Linked DNA regions of Homo sapiens: region 2 is linked to region 1. A link is a loop called in an ENCODE intact Hi-C map of the cell type or tissue named here. Cell type or tissue: ovary. All regions are shown on one strand.

Region 1 (8,000 bases):
AGTGAGTGCCACGAAGGGGTGCGATGCAGTGCCGTGCAGCTCAGGGTGGAGACGGATGTGGATGATCTGGGTGGGGTGTCTTGTAGGTCTTCTCAGTGGCCCTTCTCTGGGCCTGCTTGGATGGGAGGGCTGTTTCCAAGCGTAGGGGACTCTGGGCTGAGGTGGCAGAGGCCAAGCTGGGCTTTGTAGACATGTGTCCCGAGGCCAGGGCTTGCTTGGATTTCTATGGCTGTTTCCAAGTGCAGAGGCCTCTGGGCTGGATGGCAGACCCTCTCCCCACCCCCACGGCAGAGCTAGGCAAATGCATGGCCCACACAGGAGCCCGGCCTACCTTGTGACTTGGCACTCAGGGTGGGAGGTGGGCTGTGTGCGCCTGACCCTGACCCTCCCGCCCAGGGGCTGAGTGAGGGCAGAGCACACATCCCGTGGAGGTGGGGCTGCTGGGAGCCGTGAGCTCCACTGTCCCATCAGACTTCATTTACGAAACACATTCAAAGAAAATTATGAAGAATCTCAAGACAGTGACCACAGAGCTGTGGCCACCACGTGCGGGGCCCCTTCCGAGCATGGGAACTGCGGGCCTGTGTGGTCGCCCGCCCAGGCAGCTGGCCCTGTGGCTGAGGTGTGGACACAACGCCCTGGAACTCAGGCCACTGGGATGGCTGGAGTGCGCTCAGGTCTCGAACCTGGAGAGGTGACTGCTGAGGCCCCCCCCCCGCCACTGAGGCAAGCTTCTGTCACTGGCCTGAAGCAAGGCCCCCCATCAAAGGAAGCCTAGAGAGAAGCAACTTCTCTAAAATACCTGGGTTTACCTACTGGACCATTTTATTTTGCGATTCTGTCCTTTTACTACCTTTACAAAAACCACTTTTGCAAAACAGTAGAGAGAGTTCAAATTCTAAAGTGAGGGAGGGGTGGATTGAGGAGCAGATTGCCCAGTTTGTCCACAGATCTTCATGCTATTCTGCATCTGCTGGGAGTGGGAAAAGCTTGGGGGCTGCCACCCCTGAGGATCAGATATTTATGTGACAGATGAACCCTCCTGCTAACGCTGCTGTATTGAAAAGTCCCAAGAAAGAGCAGTCCCAAAGGGAGTCCAGCTGGGCCCTGGGACCTGCACTGATCCCAAAGCTGCCTAAAAGAAAACGCCTGGGGCGCACCTATAGCTCCAGGAGGAAAATGGCCAAGGGCGCGCAGCAGACTGCCGATGGGAAACACCTGTTCTCCGGGCTCGTGGGGGCTGGCCAGGCATTGTTCTCTATTTGCGTGTTTTGCTTTCAGCTCATTCAAACTCAATATAGTGGTGAAATTAAGTACATCATCAACCTAAAGCTACCAAACCAAATACATAAATGGAAGGATTTGAAAAATCTGTAATAGCTGGGGTGAGGCTGGCCTCGGGCCAGCTGGGCTGCCCGGACAATGGAGGCAGTATGAGTGCTTGGGCCACAGCGGGAGGGCGAGTTTCCACCCCGGGGTGGCCTGGGGATCTGATCCAGCCTGAGGAAGGGCTTGGGTGGAGCCCCGAGGGGGCTGGAGGGCTGCCGGGGTGGGGGGGCTCTAACCTGCAGACGTGAGCCCCCAAAGCCGGCTGTCATCATGCGGGCCGCGGGGGGAGCCATGCTGTGTGGGAAGCAGGGGCGGTGGGATCCGGAGGGGGAAGGTGTGGAAATTTGACACAAACGCAAATGTTTTACCTTCTAAATCACCTTGGTCTTGCAGTTGAAAATTCTCCCTGAACTTCCCACCCCAAATGTCTCAGGGAGGGGGAATCTGGGCAGCTTCTCGCTTTCCAAAGTCACAAGTCATAATTCTTTCTTCCTGCTGCAACCGGCGCAGGCTGAGTTCTGAATGTGGTGCTGAGATGGTGTGAAAATCTCCGAGAATATCTGGGGACCTTGCACCTCCACCCCCACCCAGACCCCGCAGTGACTGGGTGGACTTTCCAAGGCGGTTCCGTTTGGGGTTCTGCGCTCCTAAGGAACTCTGTTAGCCAGGAGGGCCAAGGCCCCTGCGCCCTCAGATGTGATTCACTGACCACCTTCAGCCTAAAATGGCTTTGGAGAGCTGGAGGCCAGGTAGTGTGTTGACCGAGGCCACACTGAGCACCCCTCACATCTGCCCTCTGTGCAATGCCTGTGCACACTGGTCACTGTGGCTTCCAAGGAGCCGGCCTCCTTTCACTGCCAGGTGTTCCAGATGCCTGGACACTCTTGGTGGACTCAGGGACTGGGACATGTGACCCTGCTTGGCACCCAGAGCCACCCCTGCACTCAGGAGCCAGAACTACCCACAGGCACAGCCCAGCCTGTTTCCTGGTTCCTTCTCGGTTCTCAGGCCCCTTAGGGCCCCAAGGCAGCTGCAGGAAGGCGCTACCCGAAGGCCACATTGCTTCCCAGGGTTGTGGCCACAAATGACCACACAGCCAGTGGCTTAAAACAACACTCATTTTCTCTCTTACGCTTCTGGGGTCAGGAGTCCACAGTGGATCCTTCCGGGGGCTCTAAGGGGAAAATACATTTCTTTGTCTTTTCTGGCTTCTGCAGACGCCTTCCTTCATCCGTGGCCCTCCCCCTCCTTGAGTCACTCTAACCTCTGGCTTCTGTTGCCACGTCACCGACTGCAGGGCTGTGGTGGGCTGTGTGGCTGCCTTCAAAGATATTCTCACCCTAATCCCCGGTCCCTGTGACCGTAACTTTAGATGGCAAAAGGATGTCTTAGTCCAGTGGTGTCCAACCGGGGACCAGTTTCGTGAAAGACAATTTTCCACAGACCCGAGGGGAGTGGGGATGTTTTGGGATGAAACTGTTCCACTTCAGATCATCAGGCATTAGATTCTCATAAGGAGAATAAGGCAACCTAGATCCCGAGCATGTGCAGTTCAGAATCTAATGATCTCACAGGAGGCAGGGGTCAGGCAGCTCAGGCGGTAATGCTCGCTCACCTGCTGCTCACTTCTTGCTGTGTGGCCTGGTTCCTAACAGGCCACAGTCGGGTACCCGTCCATGGCTGGGGGGTCGGGGACCCCTATCTTAGTCCGTTCTGGCTGTTCTAACAAAACGCTGCAGGTTGAGTGGCTTAGAAACAACAGAAATGTATTTCTCACAGTTCTGGAGGCTGGCAAGTCTAAGATCAAGGAACTGGCAGAGGCGGTGTCTGGAGAGGACCCCAATTCTGGTTCTCAGGCTAGTTACACACCTTCTCACTGTGTCCTCACACAGCGGAAGGGCCAGTGCAGTGCTCTGGGGCCCCCTTCATGAGGCTCTAATCCCATCCACGGGTCTGCATGCTTGTGACTTTGTCACCTCCCAGAGTCCTGCCTCCTAACAGCATCACACTGGGAGTTTATGTTTCAACACACGAATTCTGGGAGGACGCAGACAGTCAGATCACAGCAAGGGTCTTTGCAGATGTGATGGAGTCAAGGATTTCGGGATGGGGAGATTCTCCTGCAGGGGCCCTCCCGGCTGGGAAAGCAGGGAAATGCATTCTCCTTCGGAGCCTTCACGAGGATCCAGCCCTGCTGGCAACTTGACTGTAGCCCAGCGAGACTGATTTTTTATTTCTGAGCTTCAGATTGTAAGAAAATAAATTCCTATTGCTTTAAACTGTGGTAATTTGTTACAGCAGTGAGAAGAAACTGGAACAGGTGGCCTCAGCATTCCACATAGGAGGAACTTAGGGAGGCCGCTGAGGTTTTGGCCTGAGGCTGCCTGTACTTGCAAACGATTTTCACGGCGAACCTGTGTGATTTCGGGTGCTAGGGCCGTGCGTGTGTGAGATGAAGGTCCAGGGCCAATGCCCTCCCCAGTGCAATTGCCAACACCCACCCCCAGACGTTTGCACTTTCCTGCCAGGGCATATATTAAATCATAGCCATTGCTGAAAAGGCGCAATCTTTATCCCGGCTCTCACTCCACACCTACCTACATTTTTGAAAACTTTATTTCTTTAAAAATTTTCTTGTTCTTTGTATCAGTTACACATGCAGAGAATTTAAAGGCAAAGCAGCAGCCCTTCCACGGGGCTGTCCTGCAGTTCCTTCTCTGGGGCAAACGCTTTGAGTCTTTCAGCCAATTATTTTCGTATTTACCTGGATATCTTAGGATAACATGTTCATGTTGACACTTCTGATTTTTCACCTCGGGCATCGTCTACTGGCTTCCCTCAGGGCAGGCTCCCCTTCTCTCTTCACCCTTGACCCATATTCTGTCCTCTGCTCTCTCTCTCTCTGTCTCTGTCTCTTTGTGTGTCTCTTTCTTTTTTTCTTTCTGAGATGGAGTTTTGCTCTTGTTGCCCAGGCTGGAGTGCAGTGGCGCAATCTGGGCTCTCTGCAACCTCCACCTCCTGGCTTCAAGCAATTCTCCTGCCTCACTCAGCCTCCCAAGCAGCTGGGATTACAGACGCGTGCCACCACACCTGGCTAATTTTTGTATTTTTAGTAGAGACGGGGTTTCACCATGTTGGCCAGGCTGTTCTTGAACTCCTGACCTCAGGTGATCTGCCTGCCTCAGCCTCCCAAAGTGCCAGGATTACTGGCATGAGTCACCATGCCCGGCCACTCTGTGTGTCTCTTTCTAACACATACACACACACGCACACACGCAGACACACACACACATCCCATCCCTCCATTTTTCCAGCAGCATCTCACCATTTCACCAAGATGAATAGTTAGCGTTTACTATTCACAGCCAAGCCATTAGAATAATATGACCTCTTACCTGAACAACTTTTGGTTTTCTCCGGAGTTAATGATGTTTTCATTTGCATTGTTTTTATGTGTTTATCACCACGACAACCCCAGCCTCTCCCGTAATTGTAGAAATGTCCTTACAAACCATGTCTCTGTTTCCTCTTCGTGAAGAGCGTACTCCTGACACCATGGACCCTGCTCCAGGGAAGGTGGCTGTTGGGCGGTGGTCTTGGCTGGGGATGTCCCTGCCCCTGCACCCCCTCTGCTCCTGGCTGGGGCTGAGTGGTCTCCATTCTGCCTCCCAGCTTCCCTCTCTGCTGGCTGACCTGCTGGCTCTCTGGTGGCTCCTATCCTCCAGGAACCTCTTGAGAAAGGATGCAAAGGTGGTGACCTGGGAAGATCTTGCAGTTCTGAAAATATCTTTCTTTTCTACAGTTTGGGCTTAGAATTCCAGAGTGGAAATCATTTCCCTCGGAATTTTGCGGGCACTGCTCCTCGGTTTGTGGCTTTTTTTTTTTTTTTGAGACAGAATCTCACTCTGTCGTCCAGGTTGGAGTGCAGTGGTGTGATCCTGGCTCACTGCAACCTCCACCTCCCAGGATCAAGCAATTCTCATGTCTCAGCCTCCCAAGTAGCTGGGATTACAGGGGCACACCACCACACCCGGCTAATTTTTTTGTATTTTTTTTTTTAGTAGAGATAGGGTTTCACCATGTTGCCCAGGCTGGTCTGAAACTCCTGAGCTCATCCAATCCACTCGCCTCAGCCTCCGAAAGTGCTAGGATTACAGGCATGAGCCACCGTGCCTGGCTGGTTTCTGGCTTCTGAGGTTGTGGCTGAGAAGTCCCAGCATCTTCCTAGTTCTCAATCCATTGTGAAACCTCCTTGTTTTTGTCTGGAAACTTGTAGGAGCTTGTGTTTGCACCAGGGTCCTGAATTGCCACAGGACGAGTCTCTGAGTGGGTCTCCTTGCACGCCGCCCACAGGGCATCACGGAGCCCTTTGATGCCGGAAAGAAATGCCTCGGCTTTTCTTCCAGCTTTGTCTTTCCTGTAACTTGCTGCTGGCCCCACTTTTGTTCTCTGTCAGAGCTTTCCTCAAAACTGGGGTGCTCCTTGGCTGTCTGCTGTCACCTAAGAGAGAGATGTGAAAAAAACATGTATAAGCTGTGTGTGTGTGTGTGTGTGTGTGTGTGTGGGTGGGAGTAAAGTTGCCAGATTTAACAGCAACAAAAATTACAGAAAGCCCAGTTATATTTGGAATTTTTTTAGTGTAAGTATGTTCTAAATATTACATAGGGCATACTTATACTAAAAAATGATTTGTTGTTGATCTAAAATCCACATTTCTCTGGGTCCTGTGTTTGACCTGGCCACCCTAGGTAGGGTTGCCCTTCAGTAGCTTCAGGGTAGGGTGTTGGAGCAGTGCCTGGGGCTGGAGGGCTGCGGATGCAGCCACATCTTTAGGTCTTTCCTTATTGGAGGGGCGAGTCTGACTCAGCCCTGGGGAGCCCGCTGGAATGGAGGTGCGGGTCTGTGCACAGTGTGTGTAAGATCTGTTTACTCTGCTCGCCCTGTCCGCTCACCCTCAGTGTCACCCTCTCCAGGGAATGAAACAGTTGGTCTTCTGATCGGACACAGGGGACAGAGAGAGCCTGAAGCATCTTACACAGGCCTCCGACCACCCCTCTGCATGTGGCCCCCTTCCTGACCTCCAGAGGCAGTGGAGCCACCCTCGCCTGCACCTCCCAAGCCTCCCCCAGGTAGCCAGGCTGCTTCTGGGCTGCATGGGCTCCTGGCTGAGGAGTCAGCTTTCTTGGATCTGCTGGGAGTTCCCCTTGCACAACCCTGGCTGCTGCAGCCTCTCCTGGCTCTCTTTGTCTTTCTGGATTAATGCCATTAAAAGTCCCCTGCTGCTCCCTGCACTGGGCTTCTGGAGCGGGTGATTAAATGCTTTTGTTCCTTCCACCATCTATAGGAGCCCACCCTGGTTTCATTCCTAAGCTGGCCTGCTCTTCCCAGGGTGTGTTTCGTCAGCTGCATCTCCGAACAGCAGTAACTGCTGCCGTGTCGAGGCACTTCCCTCAGCCATCCTGGAGGTACGACCCAGGTCCCCAGTTTTTAGGTGAGAAAAGTGGCTTCAGTGAGTCCGTGGCTTCAGTCACACCCCAAGGTCCCACAGCGAGGGAGTGGGTGCAGGGCCCCTGCACTTGACTTCTGACCTGCTGCCCTTCTGGGGGTCTCTGTTAGTTCTCTCTGGTTGGGGCAGTTGGTCCTCCTCAGTTTCTGATAACACAGCTGGGTGGGCCTGCCTGGTGCCCGCTTTGCAGCTTGCTTGCTGGGGCAGGTGGTGGAGCATGAGCACCCATTTAACCTACTAGAAAGGGGTCCCTGGAGGTGGGTGCCTCAGGGAATGGGGAGAGGCAGGGGCTGTGCCCACCCTCCACCTCCCGGCCACCCCAGGCCCTTCTGTGCCACGGCCTGCTGGGGTGGGGGTCAGCATCGCAGATTTCGGAAGGCCTTACCACTTGGCTGCCCTCCTTCGGGTTTTTCATCTAGATTTCTTTTGGGAGGAGTCTAGATACTTTTAGTTTTTAAATAAGCCTTGTATCTTCTCACTCTTTAAACACCACAAAATGGGTGGCATTATTGAAATACAAAAACCTTCTCCAAACTATAACTTTCCTGTGCACAATGGAGAAGACTGATTGTGAAAGTGGAGCAGGTGTTTTCATGTTGTGCGGACTTAGTGTAAACAAACTGAGCAATGTGAGTAAGCCCGAGCGCCCCTTTGCTCTCATATTTGTGTCTAATGCTGACAGTTTTGTGGAAAAGCTGTTTTTATGATTCTGAAGTACCTGCACCCCTCCCTTGTGTAAAATTTAATCACATCTTATTGCATCGGGTATTAACACTCGTAGTTTATTGAGGAGTTTTCTCTGGGGCTTGCTGAGCATGGGGTTGTGAAATGATGCCTGGGTGCCTGGGAGGAGGGATCTGAAAGTCCAGACACCATACGCAGGGAATGAAATATTCCCCCGAATTCCGGGAACACACCAGCTCCCAGCGTCGAGGTTCCCATCTGGAGGGTCTCACCTCCCAAGGTAACAGCATCATTTTCCCAGCTTGAAGAGTGAGGTGTGAGACTCGGAGCTGGCCTTTCCTGTCTCTCCCACTGTGAGGGGCATCCATGGAGCTGTGTGCGAGCTGCTCCCGGAGCTCCTGGGATCAGATTCCAGGGGATGTGCTCCAGCCCAGTGGGGGCAAGTCTGCAGGGCCACATTCAGACGTGACAGCACCGGGGA
Region 2 (8,000 bases), 290 kb after region 1:
AATAAGCCGAAGAGAACCAAGTGTAAAAGTGACTGTAAGCGAATGCAGTTTGTGGTTATAGTATCCGTAAGAGAAAAAAAAAGGACAGATTTATAAATGGGGCCAATTCAAACACTCTAGAAACTGCCTCCCCTGCCAGCTCTTTTATTTAAGAAAAAAAGGAGAGTGCTGAAAACGTGGGGCCAGCCCGTGCCCAGCTGGTCAAAGGCATCGGAGCGCCTGTGTCCCTGAAGGAGCTGGGCTTCAGCCCTGGCCTCTGCAGGGGTCTGAGGTGATGCCGGGGTAGGGGGGCAGGGTGGGGGACATCAATCAACACAAAATGCGGCAAATGCTTCCCTGGAAATGGCAACATAGCAGAGAGCCATGAGCACAGACGGGCCAGCTCCCGCAGCCGCCCTTCCGGTAGTGTCCATGCTCACGGGGCGGGAGGGCAGGCCGGGGATTATCTGGATCATGTAAGTCAGAACGTTGCTGTTCTGGGTGTGTGTGGTCAGGTCAGAGCAGACCTGATTTCTGGTGCAGTGGTGAGCCTGGTTTGTACAGGGACACACCCCAGACATGACCACCCTGCTGTATTTCACAGAATCTCTGCTAGGCAAAGCCTCCAGCTATTTAAAACAGAAATAGCCCCAGCAGGGATGATGAGCAGGGGATTTTGGTGTTCAGTGATTTCGCCTTTGCAGGAAGGCAGGGTGGTGGTGGTGGGGGGGGGCGGGGTAGGGGGCGGGGTGGGGTCCTGGTGACCCCAGCAGGATCTGGCCTGGTTCCAGGCATCACCAGGTACTGGGCTGTGGCCTTGGGTAATTCATTTTTCCTCTCAGAGTCTCTATTTTCTCCTTTGCAAAATGGGTCTAATAATATCTTTTCCACCTTTAGGGACAAGCACTCAAGAAGACAAAGGGAGGGTCAGTGGAAGGGAGGGGAAGAGGTGGGAGGTAAGGGGGCTTCAATAAGTGACCCTCTTTCCTTTTCTAATTGTAAAAGCAGCATATGATTGTCATAAAGGCACTAAAAAATGTAGAAATGCGTAAAGGAGATAATGGCCAGTAAAAGCCAGAGAGAGCCCTTGATAACCTCTCCCCTTCCTCCCTCTCCCTCTCTCACTTGCGAGGAGACCCATGACATAATTATTATTATTATTTTTTTGAGATGGAGTTTTGCTAGTCACCCAGGCTGGAGTGCAGTGGTGCCACCTCAGCTCACTGCAACCTCTGCTTCCCAGGTTCAAGCGATTCTCCTGTCTCAGCCTCCCAAGTAGCTGGGACTATAGGTGTGCATCACCATGCCTGCTTAATTTTTGTATTTTTAGTAGAAACAGGGTTTCACCATGTTGGCCAGACTGGTCTCGAACTCTTGACCTCAAGCGATCCACCCACCTTGTCCTCCCAAAGTGCTGGGATTAGACATACATTTTTGAAATTGTGATAAAATAGACATAACATAAAATATACCATTTTTAACCGTTCTAAGTATACCATTTAATGGCATTAAGAACATTCACATTGTCATGTAACCATCACCAGGATCCCTCTCCATAGCTCCTTTCATTTTGTAAAACTGAACTCTGTATCACTAAACACAAACGCCCAGTTCCCCTCTCCCAGCCCCCAGCACCCACCATTGTGGCACCCACCATTCTACCCTCCCTCTCTAAGAACTTGACCTCATATGAGTGGAATCATATAGTATTTGTTCTTTTTTTTTTTTTTTCTTTTTTTGAGATGGAGTCCCGCTGTTTTGCCCAGGGCTGGAGTGCAGTGGCACGATCTCGGCTCATTACAACTTCCACCTCCCAGGTTCAAGTGACTCTCTTGCCCCAGCCTTCCAAGTAGCTGGGATTACAGGCGCACCACCGCGTCCAGCTAATTTTTGTATTTTTAGTAGGGACGGGGTCTCACCGTGTTAGCCAGGCTGGCCTCAAACTCCTGACCTTGTGATTCACCCACCTCGGCCTCCCAAAGTGCTGGGATTACAGGTGTGAGCCACCGCGCCCAGCCAGTATTTGTTCTTTTGTGTATGGCTTATTTCACATAGCATAAATGCCTTCAGAATTCATCCACATTGCAGCAGGTACTAGGATTTCCTTCCTTTTTAAGGGTGAGTAATGCTCCACTCTGTGGATGGACCACATTTGGTTTAGCCATTCATCTGTTTGTGGACACTCGGGTTGCCTCCCCCTTTTGGCTATTGTGAATAATGTTGTTCCACATACGGTGTGCAAGTATCCATTTCAGCCTCTGCTTTGCATTATTTTGGGTATACGCCCAGCAGGGGAATTGCTGGATCATCTGGTAATTGTATGTTTAATTTTTTGAGGTACCGCCATACTGTTCTCCACAGCAGCTGCACCATTTCACGTTCCCATCAGAAATGCACAAGGCTTCCAATTTCTCCACATCCTTGCCAACACTTGTGATTTACATGTTTTTTTTGTTTTTGTTATATATATATATATATATAAAATAGTCATCCTGATGAATGTGAAGTGGTATCTCCTTGTGGTTTTGATTTACATTTCCCTAATGATTAGTGATGTTGAGCATCTTTTCGTCATCTTATTGGAATTTTTATTTCTTCTGGGAGGAATATCTATTCAACTCCTTTTTCTATTTTTAATTTTTTGTTGTTTCATAAACATCATTTTATAAGGGTTCTTCTCACTTCCTATATGAGAAACATCATTCCTCCTAGATAAATTAGAGTTTCCAGCCATGGTTTCCAGCCTGTCTTTCTGCCTCCCCTCCACGCCCTCCCTCCTGAAACGGGGACCATGTCACGGGTGAGAACGCAGACCCTCGTTCAGGCTCCACTCTTAGCCACTGTGAATTCCTGGGCAAACGGCCTTCCCTATACAACAGTTTTCTCACATGTAGCATGGAGATTGAGTAATGCTTACTGCATACATGGTGTGGATTAAACAAATTAATTTATGTGAAATCCTTAGCACCTGCAGGGAGCCCAGAATTCCATGAAAGAGTGGGCTCTGCTGTTACCAGTGGTGTTGTTATTTCTCATTCCACGCAGGGGGTCTCATCTGGGTTCTGGTGGAAGGATATGGCAGAATCCCCGGGAGGAGGGGGGCTCCTGGATATGCTAACAGATGAAAGCCTCTCCATGCAAGCAAATGGCTGGGAGGAGCCGATGGTTCCTTGTGCCTGGGCATTGCCCATCCTCCTGTCAACTCCTCTCACATCTATCTTTAGGTGGACAATGTTGTCATCTCCATTTGTGGCTGAGAAAATGGAAACCTTAGAAAGATCCAGTAACTATCCAAAGCCACTGACAGGATGCGACCTGAGGCCATCTGCCACGTGCTGCCACCCTAACCAGCCCCACAGGGAGAGCTGGCCGTGGCCTTCAATGACACTATGCCACGTGCTGCCACCCTAACCAGCCCCACAGGGAGAGCCGGCCATGGCCTTCAATGACGCTATGCCACGTGCTGCCACCCTAACCAGCCCCACAGGGAGAGCCGGCCATGGCCTTCAATGACGCTATGCCATGTGCTGCCACCCTAACCAACCCCACAGGGACAGCCGGCCGTGGCCTTCAATGACGCTATGCCATCAGAGCTGCCACCCTAACCAGCCCCACAGGGAGAGCCGGCTGTGGCCTTCAATGACGCTATGCCACGTGCTGCCACCCTAACCAACCCCACAGGGACAGCCGGCCGTGGCCTTCAATGACGCTATGCCATCAGAGCTGCCACCCTAACCAGCCCCACAGGGAGAGCCGGCTGTGGCCTTCAATGACGCTATGCCACGTGCTGCCACCCTAACCAGCCCCACAGGGAGAGCTGGCCGTGGCCTTCAATGATGCTATGCCACATGCTGCCACCCTAACCAACCCCACAGGGAGAGCTGGCCGTGGCCTTCAATGACGCTATGCCACGTGCTGCCACCCTAACCAGCCCCACAGGGAGAGCTGGCCGTGGCCTTCAATGACGCTATGCCACGTGCTGCCACCCTAACCAGCCCCACAGGGAGAGCCGGCCATGGCCTTCAATGACGCTATGCCACGTGCTGCCACCCTAACCAGCCCCACAGGGAGAGCCGGCCGTGGCCTTCAATGACGCTATGCCATGTGCTGCCACCCTAACCAACCCCACAGGGACAGCCGGCCGTGGCCTTCAATGACGCTATGCCACGTGCTGCCACCCTAACCAGCCCCACAGGGAGAGCTGGCCGTGGCCTTCAATGATGCTATGCCACATGCTGCCACCCTAACCAACCCCACAGGGAGAGCTGGCCGTGGCCTTCAATGACGCTATGCCACGTGCTGCCACCCTAACCAGCCCCACAGAGAGAGCTGGCCGTGGCCTTCAATGACGCTATGCCACGTGCTGCCACCCTAACCAGCCCCACAGGGAGAGCTGGCCGTGGCCTTCAATGATGCTATGCCACGTGCTGCCACCCTAACCAGCCCCACAGGGAGAGCTGGCCTTGGCTTTCAATTATGCCATGCCACGTGCCAGAATTTGCCAGAATTTACATCTTGACCGTGGTGGTGGTCACACAACTGTGGACATTTGTCAAAAGTAAAAAGGATGAATGTTACTGAATGCAAACCGTGCCTTAATGAAACACCCTGAATTGCATAAACATTTTTTTCCTTTTAGTTCAAAGGCATTTTCATGATATTTGTTGCACGGTTCGTTTGGTAATAAAGTCAAGAGGCAGCTGGAGGCTGATTTTGTCCAAGGCTCAGTTTGTAGGCTTTGAAATATCAGTGTTTCTTGGTCAGCATCACCTTTCCTGGAAAGAGGTGAGTCTGTGGGAGATCCCATGTGTAGACGGCAGATGCCAGGCTGGGCTCTCCAGGGTCAAATGAGCTAAGTCTGCAAGTCTAATGCAGGCGAGCACCTGCCGGGGAGCTGGGAGGCAGCGTCTTCCTGCTCACCTCCATTCTGAGAACTGTCATCAAGCTCCTCAGCCTCCGGGCTCTTTGAGCTTAAAAACACTACTCTTTTATGAGAATCGCAAAATTATCATAGGGTTCTGGCTCAGTTTAAAACTTAACCTGAGAGGTCTCTGGTGCTGCAGTTTTGTTCTGGAGGTGTTAGTACCCCTGCTTTATGGGGAGGATGTTTGCAGAGAGGAAACACGTGAGTGATCATACATGTATGTTGACGAGAGAAAAAAGCAAGGTGGCAATGACCTTTGTTGGGGCCCTGCCATCCTGGCCGGGATGCCGCAGTAGGACACCCCCTGCCCAGCACTGCCTGTGTGGCAGGAGGACAGCTGGTCACTGTGCCCACTGACATCACAGAGCCTGCAGGTCCCCTTCATGTCCGTGCCTGCCTCTCTGTCCCTGGACCACCCCTGCCCTGCCCACTCCCTGCTCCACATCAGCTTCTCACTAAGTCCTGGTTCCCTCCCATCCTCCTGTAACCTTTCCCTTCTGTGCCCTTCCCTCTGACAATAACTCCCACTGCGCACTGCTGCTCCGGAAAAGGGCTTCATTCGGCTCAACCTGGGTGGGCACCACAAGGACGCGGGGCTGTGCAATGCACGCTGGCAGGCGACAGAACACTTGGGTGGCTTTTGAAGTCAATTTTGTTGAATTAGTGTTGCCGGTATTAAGCACACAGGCGCACGCACATGCACCTTCTTCCTGACATTCTCACATTTTGAGCAAATTCAGTGTAAATGAGACGGGAAGGTAACTGGGAGAATCTCTGTCCACAAGAACTACTTTTAAGGCCAGATCTCATTTTCAGTGAACGACTCTCTGTGTCTTTACTTGATTGTAAGGTTTAGATACATTAGAAATTTAGGTGAGGAAGGTGACAGAATCATGTTATGTCTTGATTGTGTGGTGGTTACACGACAGTATACATTTATCAAGACTGAAAAGGATAAATTTTACTGAATGGAAATCACGCCTTAATAAAAAATGGAAAAACAATAGGTTGCAAGATGAAGAATTCAATAGATTAAACAGGTGTTTGAACTACATGACACCAACAGTCCATTGGCTAATGTTTGTCATTTAATTAGCTGATTCAACGGGCTGTTTGGTAAAGAACCGATATCCAATTCTAAATTTGGCCAGGTTGGGGGAGGACACTCTGTCTTTTTGTCTTTCCAGCTCTCTTCCTTTCTAAGAAGCACTCTCCCTCCTTCTGGAGATCTGATTTCCCCCCATAACTTGATAAAGTTCAGAAAGCTAAGATTATCCCTCATTTCGAAGTGTGTTCAGATGGGCTTTTCCATCCCCCATCCCGGATAGAGCAAGAACGAAGGCTGGGGTCCACAGGAGGAGGACGGGGTGGGCAGGGTCAGATGAGCAGCCGCAGAGGGAAGCGGTCCAGAGGGAGCTCACGGAGCCCACCTGGGCCATTCTGAGGTTAAAAGATGCCTGGACAAGAAGGGCAAGGACCGTGTTGCCCCATTTTCCAGCAGATGCCAGGTGTGAGGTCGCTTCATTGTCGGCTTGTTCTCTCTGGAGCTAGGGTTGTTCTCACAGTCCTTCTGGACAGTGAAGGAGGCCAGGGGTGTAATGAAGAGGGGACACTGCAGCGAGGAAGAACCTGAAGCAACCATGGCACCAAAGAAGGTGGCCTGAGAAACACAAATGGTGGTCAGAGCGTGCTTCCCTCGGAAGAGAGCAGGTGTGATGCAGGAAGAGGATGGAGTCCTTCCATCTCGCCCGCTACCCATCTGTTTACTCCTAACTCTGGGTCTGCACCCACCAGGGGAATATGGAGCCTAGAGAAGGGAGGGCTGGGAAGGACCTTGGCATGGCAGCTGTTGGCTGCAGTAAGAAGAGACCACAGTGAAGCCACACGTTCTGTAGTCTGCCCTAGGAACTGTAAAGGCTGAGTTCACAATGCTGAAAGTTGAATTCATGGTGAAAATAATCAAGCTTTTAAAACATCATCTCGAAATGCAGATATAAAGAATAAAAAATAAGAAAATGATGGGAGAGATAATGATAGACAGAGAAGACAGAATAAAGATCCAACTTATGAAAAATAATAATTTCTAGAAAAAGAAAAAAAAAGCAAATCAAAGTTATAATAGAAGAAAACTTTCCTGAGTGATGTGAAAATATCATTAAGCCCTCTGTATTCCAGGGTTTCCAATCTGCAGATTCAATCAACTGAGGATAAAAAATACTGGGAAAAACAATTAAATATAGTAATATGAAAATTAAAAATAATATAAATAAAATCAATACAATATAACAACTATTTATAGGGCATTTACACTGTATTAGGAATTATAAATAATCTAGAGGTGATTTAAAGCAAACAGGAGGATGTGTGTAGGTTATGTGTAAATACTATGCCGTTTTATATCAGGGACTTGAGCATCCTTAAATTTTGGTCTGTTTGGGGGTCCTGGAATAAGTCTCCATTGGATACTGAGGGATGTTTGTACCTGAGTATCCAAGTCAATAGGATTCTTCAACATTACCCAAGTAGTTCACATTCTAGTGAACATTTGGAAGCACAATAGGAGGAAGGGAGGGATGCAAGGAAGGAAAAGAGGAGACAACAGAAGAGTGAACAGGAAACAAAATTTATTACACCATGTTTTTAGATAAGACTAAATATTACAAACATACAAATTCCTTAATTCAAATTAAAATTCCTACAGGATTTTAACTTCACAAAATAAGGAAGGATAAGAGAAGATAAAGAGGAGTGGACAGGAAACACAATTTCCTACAGCATGTTTCTAGATAAGAAGACTAAATATTACAAACATATAAATTACTTAATTCAAATTAAAATTCGTATAGGATTTCTCTAACTTCACAAAAATAAGTGCATTTGGAAGTCATGTGAAAATGGCTTCAACAAATAAGGAAAGGAAAAGAAAGATAAGAAAGGAAAGAATGGGAAGTGAAGATAAGGAAGAGATGGAGGAGGCCTAGCCCAAATGGATGTTACAGCACTTTTGAATCCACAAAAATTAAGTAGATTTATAGTCATTACAAAGGATCCAACAGTCATGAGATTTGTCCAGTCTTCTCCAAACACTTAAAACTGC

The links. Peaks named below come from ENCODE experiments on the same cell type or tissue, not always from the same donor. Only the 100,000 strongest peaks of a DNase experiment are listed, where the experiment ranks them.
Region 2: it touches region 1 in a loop (2.1-fold over the local background); 42 of 110 quality-filtered maps call a loop at or near these places.

What each region holds. Positions count from the first base shown.
Region 1 is chr2:238,503,093-238,511,092 of GRCh38, forward strand. LINC01107 (long intergenic non-protein coding RNA 1107) reads right to left here. Exons shown (of 3, transcript NR_037809.1): 3 at 7,598-8,000. Among named protein-coding and RNA genes, the nearest start is that of LINC01107, 48 kb to the right of the region's middle. RefSeq lists enhancers at 5,900-6,587, 6,588-7,273. In ovary, no CTCF peak of the experiment used is centred here; a DNase peak (open chromatin) is centred at 4,949.
Region 2 is chr2:238,791,188-238,799,187 of GRCh38, forward strand. No RefSeq gene overlaps it. Among named protein-coding and RNA genes, the nearest start is that of TWIST2, 53 kb to the right of the region's middle. In ovary, no CTCF peak of the experiment used is centred here; no DNase peak of the experiment used is centred here.